2 separate regions of the Mus musculus genome follow, and region 2 is linked to region 1. Evidence: chromatin loops called from intact Hi-C (ENCODE). Cell type or tissue: gastrocnemius. All regions are shown on one strand.

What was found. Peaks named below come from ENCODE experiments on the same cell type or tissue, not always from the same donor. Only the 100,000 strongest peaks of a DNase experiment are listed, where the experiment ranks them.
Region 2: it touches region 1 in a loop (2.8-fold over the local background); 14 of 42 quality-filtered maps call a loop at or near these places.

The regions. Positions count from the first base shown.
Region 1 is chr6:66,961,907-66,966,906 of GRCm38, forward strand. All of the region lies in intron 3 of Gng12 (guanine nucleotide binding protein (G protein), gamma 12), which reads left to right. Among named protein-coding and RNA genes, the nearest start is that of 4930597O21Rik, 40 kb to the left of the region's middle. In gastrocnemius, a CTCF peak has its summit at 1,946 (motif pointing left); DNase peaks (open chromatin) are centred at 800 and 2,533; H3K27ac peaks cover 1,533 bases.
Region 2 is chr6:67,316,449-67,321,448 of GRCm38, forward strand. The region is part of intron 8 of Il12rb2 (interleukin 12 receptor, beta 2); the gene reads right to left. Among named protein-coding and RNA genes, the nearest start is that of Serbp1, 52 kb to the left of the region's middle. In gastrocnemius, a CTCF peak has its summit at 2,274 (motif pointing left); DNase peaks (open chromatin) are centred at 816 and 2,262; H3K27ac peaks cover 319 bases.

The sequences.
Region 1 (5,000 bases):
TTCCAACCCTTCTCATAAATACCTCATTTGAAAGCTGCCTTCTGACTCCTAGGATTGTATGAGCTAATGTAATGTGAAGGCCTCACACAAAATGAACAATCAGTAGTAAACACACGCTTTGGAAAAAATAGGGGAAAATCATTAAAAGTATGTTAGTATCTAGCCCAATAACCTAAAAAGGCACAAGGTTTATTACCTCAAACCACATTCTGTCAATTTTAAAGCAAGACTAATGATAGCCACTCTCCAATGTAGGCCTTTTCCATGGTAAGCAAGTGTACAGCAGGCTCCTGGTAGTGTCTGGCAGCAGAGTCATCTCTATGTATGGGTAAATGTGCAAGTGGGTTTGGGTGTGGAGGCCACAGTACAGCGTTGAGTGATAATTCTCAGATGACTGGCCTGGAACTTGCCAACTAAGCTAACCTGGCTGTCCAGTGAGCCTCAGGGGTCAGCCTGTCTGTCTCCATCTCCCAGCTTTAGGATTACAACTGTGTATCACAGAACACAGTTATTTATGTGTGGTTGCTGGGGGCATCTCAGGTTCTCAAGCTTACCAGGCAAGCCATTTAATGAACAAGTCCTTGGTACACGCAAGCTAGCATGCTATTTTATAACACTGCGAATGCATGCGCTTGCTTACTGCCAGGAGATCTAAGTTTTCTACATTTCCTGCAGTTGTTTTTCACTTTAGGCATGTTGTTACATTTCTCTGCGTCTTGAATGAGAGAAGGAGCCACATGCTGGCCTCTTGACCAGCCACTAGGTGTCATCAATGGTCAACTAATAGAGAAAGTTTTTTTTGCACAGTGTGCAAGCCTGTGTAATTCTCTTTAGAAGCTGGTTGTCTCTGGATGAGGTGGCTGGCTTGCCTTGAAGAGAGGCAGGGAGTTTCTTCAAGCATTTGCATATGTGGACTTTCCAGATAAATGTGATTTAGAGTCCAAGATTCTACTTGTGCTAATACAGGGGAACCTCACAGGTCTCTTGGCAGCAAATGTAAGTCCTGTGGTCAGGTCTTTGCCAGGTGATAACAGGAACTGTACACAGTTCAGCAGTAATATGGGTTTCTCCTGGAGCCACATGCGGTAAAACAGAGCTGTTCTATTACCTGCCAAGTGCCAGGGTCCAAAGGCTTCTTCTTGCCTTGTTCTTGTTTCACAAAGCCAGCTTTTCAAATAGCCCCTCAGATAGTAATGTGGTGCCATCCCAACAGAGGACAAAGGGCAATCTAAAGTGTCAGAATAGATATCACAGATACTTGGGGGGGGGGGGGTCACTCTGGAGCATAATTAGCACCCAGCAGTATTTTGTAGATAATTGGAACTCGGAGTGAAGGAAGGTTAATGTCTTTGGTAAAACCATTCAAGGACAGGATTTTTTTTTTTTTTTTTTTTTTTTTTTGCATGAGCTATTGTTTGTGTCTGGGTGTCTGATTTCTTTTAAAATCTATGAATAAAACCTACTAGTACTTATTGTAAACTTAATATTTAGAAGGTAATATGCTGATTGCTGCACATGAATTTTTTCTGCCTAGTGCTCACAAAACATCCCTTTGATGTGGATATAATTATCATGTTCATTTTACAGATAATGAAACAGAGGCATAGAAAGATTGTAATAGGTCCTATACTTCCTGCAAGTCAACTGTGATTCTAAGACTTAAACTGCAATGTTCCTAACAACTCAAATATATGTTCTATCACTATCATCATTTTAAGATTAGGAAACCCAGGCACAGGGTGGTCTTGGCAGGGTCAGGAAGGAATGGTTCAGAACAGAAATCCGCAGTTAATTCCAAAGTACTTTTTTAAAAAGTTTGCCGGGCTGGTGAGATGGCTTAGTGGGTAAGAGCACCCAACTGCTCTTCTGAAGGTCCAGAGTTCAAATCCCAGCAACCACATGGTGGCTCACAACCATCTATAAGGAGATCTGGCGCCCTCTTCTGGAGTGTCTGAAGACAGCTAAAGTGTACTTACATATAATAAATAAATAAACAAATAAACAAACAAACAAATAAATAAATAAAAAGAGTTTTTTTTAAAACAAGAACATCTCTTTAAAAAAAAGTTTGCTACATTGTATTTTATATGCAGTAAATACTTGGTAAATGTTTATGACCAGCATAGTTAAGGACCTATAATTCATCAATGCAGACAAGAAGAAACCATACAGGTCTACTACCCCTTCCACCCAAAATTGTACTTCTGCCTGCTGCCTTTAGAATTCTGGGCCACAAATGCCATTCCCTGTGGTAGTCTCCACTCTTCAGTTTTTGCTAGAAATTGCATGTCTTTCAAGTAGAACATCAGGGAACAGCATCCTTGGGAGAATCTTGGCTCATTTTATTTTATTTAATTTCTGACATAGATATTTCCTGGACTTGTTTCTTCTTGCATAGTAGTGTCCTGAATAGTCTGTGTAGCCTCAGAAAGCCATGGCTGGAGGTTGCCGTAGTAACAGTCTAGCCCTCTGTATTGCACCATCTGTGTCTACTGTCACATGCACAAAGCACTTTCCAGCCGGGTGTGAGCATGCTCCACACTCCTGATACCAGCCCAATGCCTGGGGAGGGTTCATTAAGAGTCATTGCCCAGATCACCAAGGCCGGGGCTTGGTGCTGCCGTGGCCTGAGGAGGGAGCAGGGCTCAGCTTATCATTCTCCAGACTCACTGGTTTTCTTTCTACTATGCTGCCATATTAGGTAGTCTAAGGGAAGTTGGAGTAAAAACCTCATCAGACTCTTGGATCAGCGCACCAGGCTTGTTTCTGTAGCCACTTGCTCCTCGTAGCATGCTTGCTTTCAGCAAACAGCTCTCAAATGTCTCTCAGATCTCAGCATTCCTTCAGTGTCTTGGGACCCCTGACGCTACCCTCTCAAGAAAAGCACAAGCTTTCTTTTGGAACCTTTCTCTCTAAATACAAGGACATTTTCCACTGACCAGAATCAGTCAGAGGAAGTAGTGGGGAAGGTGTGGAGGAATGTCTCCATGGAAACAGCCGAGGTGGACCGCATTCCCTTTCTCATTGACTCATCAGCCATACTGATCATTGCCTTCTAGCTACACGGGCCATTATTTATCTATCCAGTGCACAGGTAGAATCGGGCTCTTTGTCCTGTAGTCAGAGAGCTAGGAGCCATGGGAACGGAAGGAAGAGATTGGGAGGCCAGATGAGAGCTGGACTTCTCTGGATGTTTTCCTTTCTATCTGCAACAAGAGTGCCTGTCTCTCAAAAGGACACACTTAGGAAGATCATAATGTTTTATGGAGGAAAGAGCCTATTTCCTGTCTAAACTGGGCTGCCCAGGCCCTGTCCAGCTATCTGTGTCTGAGGCAGATCAAAACCCATACAAGATACACCGCCTAAAAAACTCTGGTCCAGAGAATTGTTAAAAGGGGCAGACTACTCCTACAATCTGTTTGGTCTCAGAGATTACAGGTCTGACCACTTGATGAGGCCTGTGAGCAGAGTAAAAGAGGCATGGCCACTTGAGCTGCGTCATACAGGAGTCAGCAGCTGTGCTGGGACCAGATCCATCCCCATGGGAAAGGGTGGCTGAAGAGGAAGGAAGGCCTCATGTCACACATGTATACATACGAAGTTCAGCAGGAGCCTCTTTAAAAGTATCGGCCTTCCATCCTCCATTCCAACAAGAGTTTTTCAGACAAAAAGGAAAATTTAAAACTACTGTATTCTACCACGTTACCCCTAACTCACTTGCCCCTGCTTTTCCATCGGAAAACTGGAGCTGTCCAAAGCCATCACCTTTACGCAGCAGCCAGGCATTGAGGCCGTGCATCTTTTGTTGTTGACCTGTTCCAGCTTAAGAAGCTCCTGCTGCTCTCTAGTGAATGGCTGTGGGGACTCCTGTCTGCCCCACAGCAGACCTGCATCTCACCACAGTTCAGGCGTGTCACTTACGTTCCCCACACAGCCAGGACGGGCTTCTTGTCAAGTACACCCTCTTTACTATTACTTTGCTTGCCTCTCTTTGGGTGAACTGTCCTTTTATGTTCTGGTGCAATGCAGATGATCCTGTGGCAAGCTTTCTCAGTACACATCTGACCTTATGACCCATACTATGTCCTCCAGCTTCTTAGAAAGCATCTGCCACACTGGTGTGTGTGTGTGTGTGTGTGTGTGTGTGTGTGTGTGTATGCACAAGCACATGTGTAAAGGTATCCACAAGGGTCAGAAGAGAGCCTCAGCTGTCCTGGAGCTGGAGTTCAGGCATTTGTGAGCTGTCTGGTATGGATACCGAGTGGGACCAGAACTCCAGTCTCCTAGAAGAGCAGCAAACAGTCTTAGCTCTGAACCATCCCTGCAGCCCTATCTCCACGCTGTTTTGAAGTTGCTTTTCATTGTCCTCAGCCCTTAGCCTTTAAGCCCATTGAGGTCAGTGGGTTTGTCATAGTACCAGACCATGGTGCAAACAGGACTAGCAGGCAGTGCACATCCAACTTCTGCTTCATTGTACAGTGCTCAGCTCTACTTGTTCTATTTAAAGCTTCATCATCGCAGTATAGAGCCTCTCCTGTAAACAAACAGAAACTTTTTTCTAGTGAGGGCCTAGGACCAGGATATATTTAGCACAGCTAGTTGAAGACTGCTATTCATTGTTAAAGTCCTAGAACATTATAAAACTCCTAAGCGCCCTTGACTCATCAGAGGCAAATTAGATTATTCATTTAGCAAACATTCTGAGTGTACCCTTTGCACAACAGTGTGCTCAGTGTGATGGAATATGTCAGGGTAGGCTGACAGGGTTTGCTCCTAGGATGGATCATGGGGCTTTTATATTTTCTTCCTATATTGAACATTAGCAGATAGAGTGAGCCTAAAGAAGGCTGGCCTTCAGGGTAAAGTCACATTTCATATAAGACTGAACAGTGGAGGTGGGCTCTTCACTCAGATTCGGGGTAAGATAGACCACCAACCTTCTTATGCTTCACAGAAAGGCTGCAACCTTTCCGACCAGTGCCAACACAGAAAAGAACTGC
Region 2 (5,000 bases), 350 kb after region 1:
AGCATGGTTGCTCTCGGAGGCTGGACTGCCCGGCCCTGCTGCAGGTGACTCTACTGTATGACTTTTTTATTTATATCTTCCAATCTCCACTGTACACTTTCATTCAGTGATTCACATCTTCACACTTTCTTTTTAGTAAATAAAGTTAAACCAGTGAACATTTTAAAAAGATAATTCTTCAAAAACACATTGACTTTCCTTTCTTCACAAAGTTTACTAATGGTAAACACAACTAATAGGAAAAGCGTGGGATCTGAATGTAGAGGGCTGGCTCTGAGCTGTGACTTTATCATCTCTCAGTTCTTGAGGCAAACATTCACTTCTTCCGGGTTTCTGTTTTAAAATTTGTAAAACAACAGAGAGAGAGAGATTCACAGAGACACACAGAGAGACACACAGAGAAAAACAAACACAGAAAGCATGGGCATGGGTGGGCGGGCGGGTGGGGGAGAGGGTGCTTTTCTACGTATAGAAAATGCAATGCTGCTTGAAACAACCATCCCAAGACTTCCAGGAGCTAAACGAGTAAAATTGATGCTTAGGAACTTGAATTAGCCATCTGTGCTGGGAAACCTAGTTCCAAACTGCAAAATTTTGATTGAGATCATTTGGGAACAAACCTACAAAGTAAGCAGAAACTAACTGATATTACTCTCCAGTCTGTACAGTGTTTTGTCCAATGGTCATGGCAAATGAAAGCACAGACTAGGAAGAGTTGTCAGGTCTAACCCTGGCAGTGCCCATGGCTACCTACTGCAGAAAGAAGGCAGGGCTTACAGGTTTTAAGTGACATAGTTTTCTGGGCACAGCTATCCGTTCACGGCAGGAGACTCTGTCCAAGGTCCAGCCAATGCCCTTGCTCTGGTTTCTCACTTACTAGGAGGCCGAATAATGCAGTTTCTCTGCCCAAAGAGTTTGAGCTGACACGAACATATGGCACACGTCAGTTCTTTCACTTTAAGTGAACAAACCAGCTTTCTGATTGTAATTTGGATTTGGAGACATTTAGCACAGGAGGAAGACTGTTCTGGTGTGCTGAGTCAGGACTTCCGCTGGCCTAGTGGCTGCATTCTTACTGTAAATTAATGAGCGCTCAGCTTTGTACATTGCTGTTTCTGGGAGCTTAGTTAATGTAAGATGCAAGTCTGTTGGGGGAAACTCTTTGGTCTCCAAGTACTGGGTGAAGACAGTGCTGCTGGGGAACTCTTGGAGACAATTGAGCATTGTCCTGAAGTCATCTTTTCAGGTATCCATTACAATCAATCTCACTGCCTGTTTGAAGATTGTATAAGCAAGTGCGTGTTTTTAATCATATTCCCCAGTTGTATATGTGTGTACGCGCGCCTGAGCACGCGTTTGTCTTTTTTTTTTAAACAGGATCTCACTGTGCAACCCTAGCTGATTTAGAACTCACTACATAAACCAGGCTGACCTCAAATTTGTGTTAGCCCTCCTGGGATTATAGGTGCGCACCAGCAAGCACCATATTAATAAGCCTGGCCTTTATCAAAGGAGAAAGAGAACATAGATGAAGCAAACGCTGGTGCGGAAACCACCCTCTGGCAGGAAGGGGGCGTTTCGTGAACAGTTAACCTGAGGAAAGACTTGGTGGGGGAAATCAGACAGTCTGTGTTAGATACACTTGTCTTTGAACCTATAGGGCTGGCAAGGAAGGATGGTGTAAGAGACAGCTGAGGGGATGCATTTCTGGAACGAGCGCTTGCTTCCATCTGTAGTGTTTTTTTTTTTTTTTTTTCTTTTCTCCCTCTGCTGTGATGTATTGCTCCTAAGGCCTGAGACAGTGAGGTTCAGGCCACCACAATTTACAGATAGAATTCCCCGTCACCTTTCCAGCCCAAAGTTGCAAAGCACCTTCTCCAGCCCAGAGGTTATGACCCATTCCTACACACAGCGTCAGCTAAGAGCCTGAGTTTAGCAATTTGGAATGGGTGAGAATACGATTTCTTTTTCCCAAGAGCCAAAAGGCTCTGAATCATAGGAGATGAACTCTGAAGATGTACGACTTGCCGAGCCAATTGGCTCTGTAGATAAATGTATTTGCACTCCAGTGGCACTCGTCTGAGACGGTGATAAGGGAGAGAAAGAACAGTTTTTTTTTTTTTTTTTTTTTTTTTAACCATGAGCTTTACATTTCTTGTCATGTTTAGGTCTTCTCATTTCCCATTCTGAGGAGTGAGCCCAGGCTGCTGCGTAATTAGCTCAAGCCCTACCCAGGGAGAAGACATATGAGAGCATAGAACGCCCTCTGGTGGGCAGCGGCGAGCAGCGTTATCTGGAGTGTGCAGCCCTCAATCTTGGTAGGGTTGCTAACACCTGGATCTCGTCTAACAGGGTTGAGTGTGGACCTCAGGCCAATGTCCATACATGATAAGAGCATGCTACAAGACAGTGCCATCCTTTTGATTTCCTTCTCCAGTTTTCTCTCTTCACTGTATGGAAACACTGCAAATGAAGAACACCCTGGCTAATCCTAAGGTAAAGGCTCTCAGAATCAAAAATAAACTTAGGGAACAAAACCTGAGACCGTCTTAACACCTAAACATAAGAAGAACAAAATTTGACATATCTCAGAATGTGACACACTTGATTTGAATTTTTTAGTTAAAAATCTACCAGAGGAAGGCACCTCTGAATGGATAAACTATTTATTATTAAGACTTAGATAAAACCTGTTGTATTTATTTTAAAGTAAAGCTTGACCCCTAGATGCAAACGAGGCAAAGAAGGAAAACTAGGTGGCTGTGTGGCACAGTGGACAGAGTGCTGGCTCTAATGTCAGAAGGGAAAAACTGTTAGAGTTTGGCTAATGTCAAAGAAGAGCAGCCCCTTCCAAAGCTCAGGTGTTTGGACGCATTAGGCACAGTTCTTCTTGCTTGGATTGTTGCTGGTTTTGTGCATGTGTGACGCTGGGGATTGAGTAAGGCCTTGTGCGTGCTAGTATGGGCTCTTCACACTGAGCTGTATCCCCAGCCTCCATGCTCAGTAGGAGGACCTTTGGTTTTCTCACTTCTCTGTGTAACACCTGTTACACAGAGTTCCTTTTCATCACTCTGAGACAGAATATCCCTACTTTCAAAATAAGGATAATAACATCAACTCTTGGCCTCTCCTTTGGCCCTCTTTGAAATTTCTACTGATGTTAGGGCTATATACAAAGTACATAGAATTTGTGAGTTGAAAACTGAATATTGGGTTGGCAGGATTCCTCAGTGGTTAAAGAGGTATTTGCTAGTATGCCTGATGATGTGAGTTCAATTTCTGACACCCACATGGTGGAAGGAGACATCAGGCATCCACACTATGAATGGCACATGCACACAACCTCAAATAAATAAATATAGAAACAACAGCAGCAACAACAAAACCAAAACAAAACCCCCGCACAAACTTGAGTACCTTCATTTTGGAATTCATAACTTATATTCAGCAACCCTAGTACAAAGTGGAGAAATAGGAAGCAGTCATGCTGTTGGTTTGCCTTACTGAGATGAGGGTTCACTGTGTTGCCCAGGATAGCCTTGAGTTCCTAGGCTCGCTGATTGCCCCGAATCAGCGTTTTTAGTAGTCAGGACTGTAGGTGCATCACAGTCCTATTCTAATTTTGATTTAAAATGTTAAGCATCACTCCACGATCTTCCATGCCTCTGTTCTTCCTCCCCTGCAGGCTATCAGCTCACTTGACATCCTCATGGGTTTGAACAAAGCTTGCCTCATCACAGGAAGGCTGCTCTCACTTTCTCTAATTACCTTGTGAATCTTCATGATAGTCTCGTGCCCTGTACATTAGTATTATCTTAAGTTAACTCATAATGAAAGTATGTACGGAGAGGCTAAACACCTTGCTTAAGAACACACGAGGTCCACCACTATTTAGCTGCAACAGAGTCACATAGAGACTCCTGCTTTCTCATTAGGTCAGAGGCTAGAACTCTTGCTAGCCCTGGCATATCCCTCAACTGCCACAGAATGAGTTGAGACCCTGATTCCTCAGGTCAGTGTGGGAAGCCACATGTGCCGTTGCTGAGTGGCACTGACTACTGCTGGCCACCATACATAAGATTGGACAAACAACCAATGTGTACATATGCAGTAAAGTTTTTTGCAAAGACACTGCCTGGCCCAGGCATGATAATGAGGTTCTGTAAGGTACTGAGAGTATAACCAATCAGATGAGGAACATGCAAATGAGGCTTAGTGCATAACCAATCCGGGTATGAGACACGCCTCTCCTAGGCCTATAAAAGCAGCACCAGTTCTGGGCTCGAAGTCTTTTCGCCTCTGCAATCAAGCTCTCCCAATCAACGTGTGCAGAAGGATCCTGTTGCAGCGTCGTTCTTGCTGGTCGAGTCCGGTGCGCGCAAGAGGTCAGCAACCAGCACCCTTAGTGACCCAGAACTCCAAACCCCAGCCATATAGAGAACCTATCTGCTTGTCTGGTCACTGGCCAGTGCTCCTGCTGACCCAAAATTTCACCCCCACCCCCTGTCCCAGGCGATACATGGAGATCACTGCTGCTGATCACTTTTCAGAATCAGAGGCTGACACTCCTGCTAATACTAGTACCTCATCCTCAACTGCCACAGAGTCAACTTGCTTGTCAGATCAAAGGCCAGAACTCCTAATGATCCTGATGCTCTACCACCCCACTACCACAGTACTGCACAGAGATCCCATCAGCTCCTTAGGTCAAAGGCTAGTAGCTCAGCTGACTCTGGCACTCTCTCTCTTTGGTACTACAGGATCACATTGAGTGCTGGCTCATGAGGGCAAATGCCACACTCCTGCTCCTGAGGCATCTCGCTTGTCACCATCTTGCTTTTTGCTCGCAAAAAGCAACCAAAAATGAATAGAAGTGAAATATTAAATAAGGCAAATAATAAGAAAAATCTCAGTGGAAAAACCTCACCCATGGAATGGACCACGTGGAGGACAAAATATCAGGGCTTGAGAGAAGCTATAAGGCTGCATCATTTAATTCA